Regions from separate parts of the Homo sapiens genome. Here regions 1, 2, 3 and 5 are each linked to region 4. Evidence: chromatin contacts called from ENCODE Hi-C or POLR2A ChIA-PET data. All regions are on one chromosome and are shown on one strand. Each heading gives the region's core, a stretch centred on a gene start or an enhancer-like site at or near the end of the contact. The rest is flanking DNA. Distances are from core to core; before and after follow the strand shown.

What was found. Hi-C counts contacts between places; a loop is a spot of excess contacts on that map. ChIA-PET counts read pairs that join two places held with the same protein, here RNA polymerase II (POLR2A). Pooled maps may share reads with other maps.
Region 1: a loop to region 4 is called in a pooled map, with 3 times the contacts of the local background. The contact joins the enhancer-like site here to the promoter of MDM4 in region 4. A Hi-C loop is called at or near these places in 2 of 37 single-sample maps with no recorded cell type and 2 of 50 pooled maps. POLR2A ChIA-PET finds 5 or more read pairs at or near these places in 1 of 52 experiments (activated CD4-positive, alpha-beta T cell).
Region 2: a loop to region 4 is called in a pooled map, with 6 times the contacts of the local background. The contact joins the promoter of TIMM17A here to the promoter of MDM4 in region 4. A Hi-C loop is called at or near these places in 4 of 50 pooled maps.
Region 3: a loop to region 4 is called in a map of CD4-positive, alpha-beta memory T cell, with 8 times the contacts of the local background. The contact joins the promoter of PPP1R12B here to the promoter of MDM4 in region 4. A Hi-C loop is called at or near these places in 2 of 168 maps with a recorded cell type or tissue (CD4-positive, alpha-beta memory T cell and natural killer cell), 2 of 37 single-sample maps with no recorded cell type and 10 of 50 pooled maps. POLR2A ChIA-PET finds 5 or more read pairs at or near these places in 1 of 52 experiments (activated B cell).
Region 5: a loop to region 4 is called in a pooled map, with 5 times the contacts of the local background. The contact joins the promoter of EIF2D here to the promoter of MDM4 in region 4. A Hi-C loop is called at or near these places in 1 of 50 pooled maps. POLR2A ChIA-PET finds 5 or more read pairs at or near these places in 2 of 52 experiments (GM12878 and naive thymus-derived CD8-positive, alpha-beta T cell).

What each region holds. Positions count from the first base shown.
Region 1 is chr1:206,781,259-206,784,395 of GRCh38, reverse strand. All of the region lies in intron 1 of IL19 (interleukin 19), which reads right to left. Among named protein-coding and RNA genes, the nearest start is that of IL10, 10 kb to the right of the region's middle. RefSeq lists an enhancer at 1-52. Within about 2 kb of position 1,780, at least 3 of the 41 ENCODE cell types and tissues checked have a DNase peak (open chromatin) inside an H3K27ac peak, as active enhancers do.
Region 2 is chr1:201,953,780-201,956,776 of GRCh38, reverse strand. It overlaps TIMM17A (translocase of inner mitochondrial membrane 17A), which reads right to left and starts at 1,274. Exons shown (of 6, transcript NM_006335.3): 1 at 1,225-1,274. The coding sequence starts at 1,250. RefSeq lists an enhancer at 996-1,285.
Region 3 is chr1:202,347,379-202,350,211 of GRCh38, reverse strand. It overlaps PPP1R12B (protein phosphatase 1 regulatory subunit 12B), which reads right to left and starts at 1,513. Exons shown (of 24, transcript NM_002481.4): 1 at 1,070-1,513. The coding sequence starts at 1,360. RefSeq lists enhancers at 1,245-1,554, 1,226-1,766.
Region 4 is chr1:204,515,058-204,517,822 of GRCh38, reverse strand. MDM4 (MDM4 regulator of p53) reads right to left here and starts at 1,417. Exons shown (of 11, transcript NM_002393.5): 1 at 1,314-1,417. RefSeq lists enhancers at 1,145-1,424, 1,455-1,534, 1,545-1,674, 1,113-2,023, 964-2,163 and 1 more.
Region 5 is chr1:206,610,849-206,613,828 of GRCh38, reverse strand. It overlaps EIF2D (eukaryotic translation initiation factor 2D), which reads left to right and starts at 1,364. Exons shown (of 15, transcript NM_006893.3): 1 at 1,364-1,542; 2 at 2,455-2,645. The coding sequence starts at 1,487. RefSeq lists a silencer at 1,102-1,311 and an enhancer at 1,602-1,671.

The sequences.
Region 1 (3,137 bases), core at 531-3,030, 2.3 Mb before region 4:
CCTGGTGGATTTGGAAAGGAAGGAAAATATGTATCAGAACCACTCATGTTCGCTCGCTCCTGCCGAGGGGAACAGAAGGGGCAGGCTGGGAGGAGAGATAGGGGAATCACAAAATTTAAGGGCATTAGCTTTGGAAATCTTCTTAGAAAAACAACTCTGGCAAGCCCTTGGATTATTGATGCGGAAAGCAAGGCCAAGGGATGAAAAGGAACTTGTTTGGGATCTCATAGTAGAAGGTCCAGGGCTGGAAACTAGGCCTCCTAAATGCCTGAGCCAGTCAGTCTTTCTACTATGAGACTGACTTCTCTGTCTCCCTGTAACATCCTCAGAATATTGGAGTTGAAATTGGTCTGTTCCAAGTCTTCAGATCCACGAAGAGACATACTTAGCTTTTAGCAGCTGAGTATTCCCAAGGAAAAACATCAACCACTACACTTCAGGTGGGCTGGCTACTTGCTGTATGTCAAGTATTCATCCAAGCATTGTGTACAGTCACTCATTCCGCCCTTGCAACACTACGACAGCACCAATTATCATCTCCAATTGTATATAGATACTGCCGCACAGGGAGGCTCAGAAACTTGCCCAAGGTCACACAGATGGGAAAGGGCAGAGCTGGGTTGCAAACCCAGTCCGACTCCAGGGCCCGCACACTTAACCACCATGCTCTGCTGCAAAGACAAGCCCAAAGACAGAGCACATCTTGGGGTTTCCAATAACAGAACACTTGGACCCAGGGTAGGGCTGGGGGTTGAGCAAAGTGGGGAAGGCACTTCCAGCCTTTGCTGTCAGAGGTATATAAGGTCTGCCACATAAGAGAGGCTCAAGTGCACAACCCTTAGCCGCTTTCGTGAAACCAGTTGACTACCTGATACCAATTTATATCCAACCCACTGCTTGAGGCACCTGAATTCAAGGTTCTTGCTGGGAACAGTCTCAGATCACCCAAAAGCCAAGGTACAAACAGATTCTCCTTAATTACTTGAAAGAATAATACTGTTTAGAAAGTATTCCTTGTATTTTAAGTATTTTAATCTTAAAAAGAATACTTTTAAAATCATCAAAAGAGTATCAGAACCTTGTTGGGCCTCCTTAAACTATTTTGAACTACATCTGAAGGTCGAGACAACTTAGGGCCTCTGGAGTTCTTAGTCCAGCACCCTGGGAAAAGGAGTTTCTTTTTCCCCTCCTTCTATAGATGGTCTCCCACAATCAGGTGGGCAACCAGGGATTGAGCTTTAATATGACCACACAATGTCTGACCCAGTTCCTAAAAGGGTGCCCTCCTTATAAAATGATTTCTAAGTTCACCAGAGCACTTAGAGCTCACCTACTGTGTGTGCCAGGCAAATCTGCATGGGATGAGACGAGAATGGCAAGCCAATGATATTGATTTAATTGGACAAATTCTGGCCAGTGGGGCTAGGAAATGTCTGTTTTTATTTTCAATGTTGTTCTAAAAACTGAGAAAGCACAAGAGTTACCAAAGACTAAGCAGGGTTTTTAATGCCCCTTAGAATTAAAGAGGAGGGAGAGAGGAGAATAAAAGGCAGAAGAAGAAAGCAGAGCCCAAAATAAGCCTGCAGTAGAGCCTGTCCAACAGCTCTGTGCCCCTTGACCACACCCAGCCTCTAGAACCTAGTCCTAGGCCTGGGGCCCCTTGGAGAAGGGGTTTACAGTAATGACAGGTCACTGGCAAATCAACCCCAGAACTCCCATGGGTTTTGACTTGAAACCACAAACACCGCTTGTGAGGCACTGTAGCTTCCGTGACATGTGAGAGGCTCACAGGAGCTGCTAAACTGAAAGACCACCCTGGCTATTTGGAAACTCTGAATAAAGAATACAGCAGTAGGCTTCTCCCTTGTCTACCCAAGCCAGGTGCCCTTTGGGTACATCCTCTGCACCTGCCTCTGAGGCCACACTTTGATCATTCTCCTCCTACTTGTCCTCACCCAGAGATTTCTGTGAAACACTTACAGCATTCATTCTCTAAGGGTGGTCTGAGAAACCCTGAGAGGTCTTCCCTTTTCCAGGGGAAAATTCTTATGCTCCAACTAAAACGGCATATTACAACAGACCGCATGTAAGAGCAGTTGTGAGGATCCTGCTTCTATCAAGCCAGAGAGTTAAAAATGCTTGGAAAAAAATGCAGAACACTGCCACTCTTCTCACTAAATGTGTTTTGGTTTGGAAAATAGTTACATCTCATTTAAAAATGCCATGTTAACATGTAAGGGTTTATTATTGTTTATGACTTTAAAAAGATGTCATAGGAGGTATTTTTAAAAATTTATCAGTTTTACTTTCTAATATGATAAATGTTTACACATATATGTATATATAACTATATACATATATATGTATATATAACTATATACATATATATGTATATATAACATATACATATATATGTATATATAACATATACATATATATGTATATATAACTATATACATATATATGTATATATAACTATATACATATATATGTATATATAACTATATACATATATATGTATATATAACTATATACATATATATGTATATATAACCCACATAAGTGAAAGCTCTTTGGGGGTCCTCTATAACTTTGAAGATGTAAAAGAGTCCTGGATCCACATAGTTCGCCAACAGCTGACTTAGGGAACCGGGGGCAAGGCTGGACGCAGTTGCTCGCACCCACTCCCTTTCCCTTCTCCCTTAGTCTATGAGCTAAGAGGGGCACATGTAAATGACAGTCATAGTGGAAGTAGCATGAATCCAGGGTGGGAGGAAGCAACTGCATCTTCATGTGTGATGCAGCTGTGCATCCAAAATGCACAAAACACACGGAGTATGGGGAGGATTGAGAGTCAGTGGCACGTTTTAGAGGTAAGGACCAGAATGGGCAGGATGATGTCCTTCTGAGCAAAGTGCTCAACTTCCTCCTCTCTCTCTTTTTTTTCTTTTTTTTTCTTTTTTTTTTTTTTTTTTTTTTTTGAGACAGAGTCTTGCTCTGTCGCCCAGGCTGGAGCACAGTGGCGCGATCTCTGCTCACTGCAGCCTCAGCCTCCCAGATTCAAGTGATTCTCCTGCCTCAGCCTCACCACGCCCAGCTAATTTTTGTATTTTTAGTAGAGACAGGGTTTCACCATG
Region 2 (2,997 bases), core at 25-2,524, 2.6 Mb after region 4:
ACCATACTGGCCAGGCTGGTCTTGAACTCCTGACCTCGTGATCCGCCTCGGCCTTCCAAAGTGCTGGGATTACAGGCGTGAGCCACCACACCCGGCCTTATTTTTCTAAGATCTTTAACTCAACATAGTTAAATATTTTAACTCTCTGCTAACCTGTGTCATTATAGTACATCAAACAGCTATTTACAGTGTGCTGAGTCCTACATATCTGAGCACAATCCAGAATGGAGGATAACTGCTTTGAAGAAGATAAGTTTGAAGAGCCAGGAGACCCTAAAACTTATATTTTGTATGCCATTTATGGGAGAGGGGAACATAAAACATGCAACAAGGCTAGGATACCAGAGTAGTAATTTAAGGTCCTGGGCACTTTCACAAATTGAGGACATCTTGGTTGTTGCTCTTACACAATAAAACAAATGATTAACCGAAATATCAAGATTTGATTTTTTACCTATGACCCTAGAAACTTTAAACTCTGGCAACCTGAGACTTCTGACAGCAATTACATCGTTTTATAATTATCTATGTGTCTGGTTTATTCATACTCAATAAACGCTGGATGTAACAATGAATTTCTGTCCATGGCTTTTCAGAGAACACATGCTATTACCTCTTCCTATTTCCCAGGTAATTTTTGTCCCCCTCTACCCTCAAGAAAGAATTCCAAGAAGGAAAACAAGGCCCCACGCAATAAAGAAGCTTATCCAGACCCCTTGGCTAAAATCTATGTTCCATTCATTTAAAATGCTTCACTCTGTGGACACATATCATGATACAAGTAAAACCTCAAGAATGACACTCCCTCAAATGCCTATTCTTCAGTTCCTCAACGCAGGAACTGAGCAAGGCGAGACGGAGGGACGCGCCCAAGGTCACCTCGACGAACAGGGGGGATTATAACTGGCCCCGCATAAAGTCGATTACGCCCTGCGTTGGGAGGAGGTTCCGAGGTTCTATCAAACTCAAGTCTGGACCTCCTTACCATCCATCACAAGGTCACACGGGTGCTGGGTTGGGAGAGGGAGGCTCACGCGGCCGGGGAGGTACTAAGTACAGGGCTAAGAAGCCGACTGGCCGCGAAAGACCGCATTGCCCAGTTACCAGGCCCAAGTCGACGAGGCTGCGGTTGAGTCTGGCTTGCACCTTGGGAGCCTGGACAAGGGAGAAGGAGGGCAGTGGGCAGGGGGGCAAGAGAAATGCAAAGACAGCGGTGAAGCTCACCAAGGCTCTCGCGCGTACTCCTCCATCTTGACTCCAATGCCGCGAGTGATGCCGGGCAAGCTGGGCGGAGCCTGACCCCAGAGGCGGAAGTGATCCCGAGAGGAGGGCGTTAAGGTCTATGAGCATTGGTTCACCATTTCCCGCTGCAGCCAATGGGAGCCAGGACTCCTGTGGCCAGCGTGTGGTCGGGGCATTGGCCGCGGCGTGGCGAGACTGGCCCTGCCCACGTCCTCAAAGGCCGCGAGTCCCGGCTGTGTGGGCGGGGGGCTACCAATGACGGAGTCACACTACCCGGTCACCAGAGGTTCCGTGGACTGAAATCAACGCGATACTGCCTAAATACGCTTCTTTCTTTCCCTTCCCTTCCGCCTTCCCTTCCCCCTTCCCTTCCCCCTTTCCTTTTCTTCTCTCCTTCCATCCTTTTTCTTTCTTTCTTTTTCTTTTCTTCTTCTTTTTTTTTTTGAGACAGAGTCTGGCTCTGTCGCCCAGGCTGGAGTGCAGCGGCGAGATCTCGGCTCACTGCAACCTCCGCCTCCCGAGTTCAAGCGATTCTCCTGCCTTAGCCTCCTGAGTAGCTGGGACTACAGGCGGGCGCCACCAGGTCCGGCTAATTTTTATGTTTTTTTAGTAGAGACGGGGTTTCGCCATGTTGATCAGGCTGGACTCGAACTCCTGACCTCGTGATCCGCCCACCTCGGCCTCCCAGAGTGCTAGAATTACAGGCGTGAGCCGCCGCACCCGGCCTCTTTCTTTCTCTTCTTTTCTTTTCTTTCCTTTCTCTCTCTTCTTTTTCTTTCTTTCTTTTTTGGTACTTTTGCTGTCAAATGTGGATTAATGCTATCTTATTCGTCACTTACTGTGAAGCTGTTACCAAATACACGTAGCTCCTTTAGGGCAAACAGTGTCTCAGTGATTTATAATAACCACAGTGCCTGGAATGTAGTAGATGCTCAATAAATGTTTGTGAACTGGAACTGTTTGGGCCATCTGGAGAGCCATGACCAATTTGGAGCCCTCGATTTCAGGGACATTGACACCAGAGCCTCTCACAGGCCTCTCCACTAATGATCACCAGAAGGTGTGAAGATGTTTGGCTCGGAGAAGAGGGGACTTATGGGGACCAGGCCGGGCGTGGTGACACGTGCCTGTAGCCCTGACTGTTCGGGAGACTGAGGCGGGAAGATAGCTTGAGCCCAGGAGATCTACCCCGCAGGGAGCTGTGATCATGCCACTGCACTCTAGTGACAGAGTGAGACACTGTCAAAAAAAAAAAAAAAAAAAGGTTGGGACCCATGGAGCTTTTAGTTTACTGTCAACAAAATCCCAATCATGTGATGGCTGTTAAAGTGCTCCTCTCCATTCTGTACGTTTGTAATTAACTTTAAAAATATGTATATATTTATTTTACGGAAAAGTCAATGTCATAAATAATGGAAGAGGCCGGGCGCAGTGGCACACGCCTGTAATCCCAGCACTTTGGGAGGCCGAGGCGGGCGGATCACGAGGTCAGGAGTTCGAGACCAGCCTGACCAACATGGTGAAACCCCGTCTCTACTAAAAATACAAAATTTAGCCTGGCGTGTTGCCTGTAATCCCAGCTAGTCAGGAGGCTGAGGCAGGAGAATGGCTTGAACGTGGGAGGTGGAAGTTGCAGTGAGCTAAGATTGTGCCTGGGTGACAGAGCGAGACTCCACCTCAAATAAATAAATAAATAAAGGAAGACTGCAAAGAGGAGTGAGGGTCTCTCCAAAAGCTTGGAAATAAAGTAAGCAG
Region 3 (2,833 bases), core at 264-2,763, 2.2 Mb after region 4:
ACCTGAAATAGAAGGGTTGCAAACATAGTGAGAAGTAACTTTTTAAGCTATTGGCTAAATATATTTAGGGAAGTGGTCTGATATAAAGTTGAGTTATTATTTAGAAGTAGATTCTCATGCCAATACATTCACTTTGCACAGACGGCAGAAGAAGAAAAATACAAAAGATTAAGAGTGGGTGTCCGGCTCTCAGCTCACCAAAATAACTGATGAAGTTCCATTTGAGGAGAGAGGGGTAGTTAGTCATGGCAGTCAGTAGACAGAGAATATTGCTGCATTAGGTGACAGAAGTAAAGGTGTCGTTACCAAGCACAGATTATCCACAATCCATATAGTATAGCTATACATGGGGCATGGGATTTCTATAGAGCACTTTAGAAAAAAAAATAGAAAAATAGAAAAGCTATTCCATAAGTATCAAACAGAGGTAATTCAGTAACTTAGTTCTCCATAGGAAGCTCTCAGGGAGGTAGCACTGCTGAGAAGGAAGTTAAGATACCTAAAACAACGAGGTCCAGCGTGTTCTAGGAGCTGTAGCCTAGAGGCAACACAAACTGTTTTGAAGTACTACAAATCAACAAAACAAGAGGTGTGGTTTCAGACCTGCTTGTCTTTACCCAGTAAAGGGCTTTACTCTTTAAGTGATATAAGATATTCTATAACGGGGACACACAACAACTGAATTTTCTGAAAGGGCATCAAACAAATGACACTGTGCCTATGAGTGACGCGGTGTGCAGGCACGCCAACCAGACATAAGTGAAGATAACTAATCTACAGGGATAAGACCAGGGACAAAAATCACCAGTAACCATGACAACACAAGTAGGTGGAGGGAAATACAAACACTGACCAAGCAGCGGGGTGACGCTATTCCTAAGACCCTGGGGTCAGAAAAAGACTTGATTAGTGGAGGAAGCTGGCCAAGAATGAAACCGATTAGCCCAAAAGGGCAGTGTCCATGCAGAAGGAGTCGGCGGCAACACTGATACTCCCCATGGGGTGGCTCGCAGGGTCAAAGGCTCATCTGTAGGAGACTGGACGCCTCTAAGACCAAGAAAGGAGTTACCTGGTGCAGGGCTGTCAAGCCGTCCACGTTGACCGTGTTGATATCAGCACCTCTTGCCAGAAGCTTTCTCACCTCGTCGGTGTCCCCGCTAGAGCAGGCGGCCAGAAAGACAGCACCGTCCTCGAAGCGGACCCTGGGGCTCCCGCGCCTGGTCAGCGGCTGCCGCCCCGCGCCTCGTCGCTCCGCAGGCTCCTGCTCTGTCAGCGAGCCCCGCCAGCGCCGAAGCTGCTCTGCCCGCCGCATTCGCGCCGACTCTGCCCGCTTCCCTCCTAGGTGCTCCAGTTCCGCCATTGCTCCGGCCTCGGCAGCTGCTGCCAAAACTACCAACACTAAATTACTGTTGGGGCTCGAGTTGCCGCTGCCGCCTCTCTCAGAGCGCTTCAGCCCGGAGCAGAGGGCGGAGACCCTCGCGCCGCCATCTTTACTCCTCCCGCCAGTAGTACCGCCCGCACGCTCCCTCGGCTTCAATACGCAGGCGCTGCCCGGCCTCGGGTCATCACGGGACTCGTAGTAAGAGGCCTGCCCTAAGTGCACTTGGTGGCCGTAAGGGAACTACAAATCCCTGGATGCATCAGAAAAAAGGCGAGGACCGGCGGCTCTCTCTTTCGCCACGGGACCCAGTGGGGTCACCTTTGCCCTAAAGCTGGAACTGTCTCCTGGACTGGCGTCAGCCTCTTCCTCTGGGCATTTTGGGAGTTGTAGTTTATTCTTGTTATGACTAGTAACTAATCTTATCTCCCTAATTATCACATCAATTCTTTGGAGTGGAAAAAAGGCGGTAATTATTCCTGTTTTCTGGAGGAGAGAACTAAACATTAAGTACCTAAACGACTGGATTCTATATCCTAGTTCTAAGTCTAGGGTTTTATTAACATGTGTATTAATCACGGTAAATGTGAATGAGCGTGGGGAAGAGGAGCATACATACAGATACAGTATTACATGTTTTACATAAATACTGTCAACTTACTCCAGGCCCAGAAAAGATCTTGAAAATGATGCATTCAGATGTAGTGAAAAGAGTTTAAGCTGTGAATTTAAATTGAATTCACAGCCGCAGACAAATTACTTGACTTCTCTTAGCCAGTTTTCTTATGTGTAAAATGGGAATAACATCTCACAGGGTAGTCATGTGGATCAAATGAAATAATACATGCAAGGATGCCTAATACTATCTTTGGCACATATTGGATCCCAATAAATAATTTCTCTTCCTTCTCCCTCCTCCTCCTCCTCTACTCTTTTCATATACCTTAAATTTTTACAAGACAGAATAGATGTCTTCCATGATTTTTATTTCTTTTCTTTTGAGACAGAGTCTCACTCTGTCACCCAGGCTGAGTGCAATGGCGCAATCACGGCTCACTGCAGACTCAACCTCCTGGGCTCAAGCGATCCTCCCACCTCAGTCTCCCCAGTAGCTAGGACTACAGGTGCCCACCACCACACCCACTATTTTTTTATTTTTTTGTAGAGACAAGGTCTCACCATGTTGCCCAGGCTGGTCTGGAACTCTTAGACACAAGCGATCCTCCTGCCTCAGCCTCCCAAAGTGTTGGTATTACAGCCCTGAGCCACTGTACCTGTCCCATGATTTTTTTTTTCAAAGCTAGAGAAAGATACTATCAAGCATACTAAATCATACTAAATTCCTAAGGTAGCAAATAGAACATTTTTATATTCACCAAGACTGGGTTATAAAACATGTATCTGTCCGATTGTTTTGTTTTGTTTTGTTTTGTTTGAGACAGGGTCTCGCTCTGT
Region 4 (2,765 bases), core at 168-2,667:
GAGATACAGTAATACTTAACACCAAGAGGTTCCAAGTATCTTTGACAGATACTAGTTCCACGTGCCAACAGCACAGAGCTGCAGCATTTTCTCCGGGTGTTGCTTTTAAACTGTGGTTTTCGGCCGGGCACGGTGGCTCACGCCTGTAATCCCAACACTTTCGGAGGCCGAGGTGGGCGGATCACCTGAGGTCTGGAGTTCGAGAACAGCCTGGCCAACCTGGTGAAACCTCATCTCTAATAAAACACAAAATTAGCCAGGCGTGGTGGCGCACACCTGTAATCCCAGCGACCCGGGAGGCTGAGGCAGAAGAATCACTTGAACCCGTGAGGCAGAAGTTGCAGTGAGCCAAGATCGCGCCACTGCACGCCAGCCTGGGCAAAAAGAGCGAAACTCCACTCAAAAAAAACAAAAACAAAACAAAAACACAACCAAAAAAACCTGTGGTTTTCAAGCTTTAAGGTATACAAAAATCACTGGGAGGTGTGCTCATTAAAATATATTTCTCTGAGCCCCATCTCGATACTGTCTGTAGGTTTCAGTGTGGCCCCAAAACGAACATTTTTTCTTTTTTTTTTTTTGAGACGGAATCTCCCTCTGTAGCCCAAGCTGGAGTGCAGTGGCGCGATCTCGACTCACTGCAACCCCCGCCCACGGATTCAAGTGATTCTCCTGCCTCAGCCTCCCGAGTAGCTAGGATTACAGGCATGCGCCACCACACACATCTAATATTTTTGTATTTTTACTAGAGACGGGGTTTCACCAGGTTGGCCAGGTTGGTCTCGAACTCCTGTCCTCAGGTAGATCCACCCACCTCGGCCTCCTGAAGTGCTGGGATTACAGGCGTGAGCCACCGCGCCAAGCCAAAACAAGCATTTTCAAACAAGCACTCAAGTGCCTCTAAGGTAGACTGTCCGCAGACCTAAAAACTAACTTAAAAACTTAAGACACGTCAATGTCATTCTACCCGGTTCCCTCTCTCCCACCTCCTTTCTCCAAATTGCCTCAACAGTCCTCAAATGTTGTGTCCAGTTAAACTCAATCCAACTACGTCGACTTTAGGTTTGTCACCTGTTGGCCAAAGTTACTTCACGTCACCCCACCTCCACTTTTATCTTCCGCGAGCCCTCATCCCACAACTCTTCCCCTCCCCCCGAGCCCTTCTTCCGCCTGGCGCGGCCTTCCCCACGCCGCCCGACCCACCTCTCAAGCTCCTCCCGCCCGCTACCCGCACAACTGGCGGTACGGCCGCCTGCTCCTCACTCTCCAGCTCCCGCTCCCGGCACCCCGCCGACGAAGGCCAAGAGCCACACCTTACGGCAGCTCCATGAGTCGCTCCCCCGCCGAGCCCGGGTGGGGGGAGGGGTGGCAGTCACAGATCCTAGGGCCTCGGCAGCATTTTGAAATGGCGAGTAATGAAGCCGCAACTTCCGGCCTCCCACACGGCCTCACACGAGGGCTTCCGGTGAGGCCTCCGGAAACCATAGATGGAGCAATGGGAGGACTAGAGAGCTAGAAAGGCTGAGCTCACTACCATAGAGTAGATCCTAGTCCGGGGAGAGAGTCGTGGGGCCCGAACGGTTGAAAGTCGTCAGATTTGAAGAGATAATAAGTGAGGGACTTGCAGGGTCTTGTGATATTTACAGACGTGTATTAGGAGATCAGAAAACAGAGAAGAGGAAGAGCTAAGGTCATAATCACAGGCTGCCTTCAGCTCTTCGGAAAAACTACGCTTCCTCTGCCATTCCCCAGTCCTCACCCTTACTCCCCAAGGGTGGTAGGGAAGGGAAACGGAGCGATGGCGGCACTAGGGTGGCAAGGAAGCTTGAAGCCATGTCAAATAAATAGTTGAAAGCACCAGCCGCTGTGGCTCACGCCTGTAATCCCAGCACTTTGGGAGGCCTAAGGCAGGCGGATCACCTGAGGTCAGGAGTTCGAGACCAGTCTGACCAATATGGTGAAACCCTGTTTCTACTAAAAATACAAAATTAGTCGGGTGTGGTGGCGCATGCCTGTAATCCCAGCTACTCAGGAGAATCGTTTGAACTTGGGAGGCGGAGGTTGCAGTGAGCCGAGATAGCGCCATTCCAGCCTGGGCAACAAGAGCGAAACTCCTCAAAAAAAAAAAAAAAAAAGAAAAAGAAATAGTTGAAGGCTCAAGGGAGTTTTTAACCTGCATATAAACGAGGGAGGCCGGGCGCAGTGGCTCTCCCCTGTAATCCCAGCGCACTTTGGGAGGCCGAGGCGGGCGGATCACCTGAGGTCAGCAGTTCGAGACCATCCTGCCCAACATGGCGAAACCCCCGTTTCTACTAAAAATACAAAAAATTAGCGGGGCATGGTGGCGGTCACCTGTAATCCCAGCTACTTAGGAGGCCGAGGCAGGAGAATCGTTTGAACCCGGGTGGCGGAGGTTGCAGTGAGCCGAGATAGCGCCATTGCACTCCAGCCTGGGCGACAAGAGCGAAACTGCATCTCAAAAAAAAAAAAAAAAAAAAAGAGGGAAAGGGTTGAGCATAGAAATTGGAAGCTGTCTTCAAATAACTGAATAGTATAATATTGGAAATAACGGAGCCTTATTCTCTTCTCCAAAGTGCAGAACTAAAACCAATAGAAATTACAAGGCAGTATTTTTAAGCTCAGAAAATCCTCTAACATTTAGAGTTGTTCTGAAATAAATGAAATTAGGTATTTGGGGGAAGTAATGTCATTTGAAGACAGCCTGCCTGAGAGGTTTGTTGAAAGCTCTTCTATATTAGGAAACA
Region 5 (2,980 bases), core at 115-2,614, 2.1 Mb before region 4:
CAATGAATAGACCTTAATCATAGAATGCCTTTAAGAAAAACATTTAGGCCCGACTTGGTGGTTCACACCTGTCCTGTAATCCCACCACTTTGGGAGGCCGAGGCGGACAGATCTCTTGACCTCAGGAGTTTGAGACCAGCCTGGGCAACAAGGTGAGATCCTGTCTCTACAAAAAATACAAAAATTAGCCTGGTGTGGTGGTGCCCGCCTGTAGTCCCAGCTACTCGGGAGGCTGAAGCGGATGGATCGCTTGAGCCCGGGAGGTGGAGGCTGCATTGAGCTGAGATTGCGCCACTGCACTCCAGCCTGGGTGACACAGCGAGACCCTGTCTCCAAGTAAACAAAATAAAATAAAATAAAGAAAAATATTCAAAAAGCCCTCGAGGTTTTTTTGTTTGTTTGTTTGATTTTTTTGATACGGAGTCTTACTCTGTTGTCCAAGGTGGGGTGCAGTGGCACAATCTCGGCTCACGGCAACCTCTGCCTCCTGGGCTCAAGCGATCCTACCGCCTTAGCCTCCCCAGGCATGCGCCACCACACCCGGCTGAATTTTTCTTTTTTCTTTTCTTTTTTTTTTTTTTTTGAGACGGACTTTCACTCTTGTTGCCCAGGCTGGAGTGCAATTGTGCAATCTCGGCTCACCACAACCTCTGCCTCCCGGGTTCAAGCAATTCTCCTGCCTCAGCCTCCCGAGTAGCTGGGATTACAGGCATGCTCCACCATGCCCGGCTAATTTTGTATTTTTAGTACAGACAGGGTTTCTCCATGTTGATCAGGCTGGTCTCGAACTCCCGACCTCAGGTGATCCGCCCACCTCGGCCTCCCAATTCTTTTTCTTTCTTTCTTTCTTTCTTTTTTTTTTTTTTTTTTTTTTTTTTTATTTTGTATTTTTTATGGAGATGGGGTTTCGCCATGTTGCCCAGGCTGGTCTCGAACTTCTGGGCTTAAGCGGTCCGCCCGCCTCGGCCTCCCAAAGTCTGGGATAACAGGCTTGGGCCACCGCGCCCGGCCGAAGCCTGAACTGTTTATCAGTTCAATTATTTTTGCGGAATTGAACCGAACCGAATGGAATGGGAGCTTGCAGAGAGCTTCTACTCAAAGCAGTTCCTAAGGTTGATGGGGTGGAAGGAAATAAACAGAACAGCTATTGGCGTGGCCGAGTCGCTACGGACGGGGAACCCGAGCCGCTCGCGCAGGCGCAGAGCCAGGCCCGCGAGGGGATGGGAAGGTGGGGGGGAGGGGCGTTCCCTGGGCCCTGCCCCTCCCTGCCCTGCTTTAGTTCCAGGTACCGCCACTGGGGGCGGCCGCGGCCTCCCCAGCGGCAACGGCCACGAAGCTGCGCGGCCCTGGTTTCCAGCCGGGCCCTTTTCGCGGCCGGGCCCCAGCATGGCTGCCCCCACGGCTGAGGGCCTGGCAGCTGCTGCGCCCTCGCTTTCTTGACATTCCCTGGCTTCTGTGCTCTCTTCCCCAGGCCACCCCAGCAGACATGTTTGCCAAGGCCTTTCGGGTCAAGTCCAACACGGCCATCAAGGGGTCGGACAGGTGAGGGAGGAAAGGGGCCTGCTCTGCCACGGAACAACCAGACACCTCTTGGGCCCCGCTGGCCCATAGCCCTCGCTATTCTTGGCCGACATCCTCGGGTGGAGGCCGAGGGGTATGCCAGGGAAGGGACCCCAGGAGGCAAGGGTGGGTTAGACACATTTTGAGGTGAGGATGGAGGGGGACCTGGCTCTCTTTTGGATAGTCTAGTGAGTTTAAAAGAAAACGTAGTTAAGTCAGAGTTTACTGACTGCAGACTATTTAAGGTGTTGTGGAGAATGCAGAAGTGAAGGAATACAGAATTCTTGCCCTCCAAAGAGCTTAATGCCCCTTGGGAGAGATCGGATGGGATACCAAGAATTAAAAGTATAAGAGAAAAAAATGACTAGTGATTAATTCTGGCAGGAGAGACAGCTGGAAACTGAGGTGGGAGGGAATAAGGCACATGTGGTAAGAAGAACTGTATCTGTTCAGACAGGGTCACAAATGGAGATTGTGTTTGGAATTTTGTAACCAGTGCTTTATAGTTGTCTATAGGTCTCATGGCATAGTTATTTAATCATAAACTGGCATATTTGCGAAGCATGTATGAGAAAGGAGTGGGCCCAAGGGCTAGGCATGAAGTCAGGAAGGCAGGGCTGTTTCCTGTGTCAGGCTAACTTGGATTGTTCACTGGGCCTGTTTTCCCACCCATAAAATGGGAAGGCATACCCCAGGAATGAGTGAAAATAGATGACAATGGATGAAAAAGAGTTTAGGATGTTTCAGAAGAGTGTGTGTGAGACTAGGACATCATAAACCAGGCAATCTTTCTTTGGCCCTTGTGATTTTATAGTGAGCACTTTTGAGTTCGTTCTTGATATTTATTAAAAGTCTGTCCAGGCAGCATTCACAGTGCTGGTGTGCTTTCCACAGGAGAAAGCTTCGAGCTGATGTGACAACTGCTTTCCCCACCCTTGGAACTGATCAAGTCTCTGAGTTAGTACCTGGAAAGGAGGAGCTCAACATTGTGAAGTTGTATGCTCACAAAGGGGATGCAGTGACTGTGTACGTGAGTGGTGGTAACCCCATCCTCTTTGAACTGGAGAAAAATCTGTATCCAACAGGTATGACAACAGGACGAAGATGGCCATTACCATTAGGTAGTTCTTGCCTAACATCTGCTTCTCTCTGTTTCTTCCATTGTCTCCCATAAAATAAGCAAGCACGAAATCTCCCAATACCATCCCCAAGGATCTTTATGGACCTGGTGTTCCTAGAATTGGGTCTTTCAATTCTAGGATGCAAAAGGTTTTCTCTTATGCAAAACCACTATAGGAGGGATTAAAAAAAGGGCTGACATAGTAAGTAAGGGTGGTTGCAAAGGGAAGTTCTGAGATGAAGGAACAGTGGCTGAGAAGTTTACAGTGGGTTGACTAGGAATAGAGCAGAGGTCTTGAAA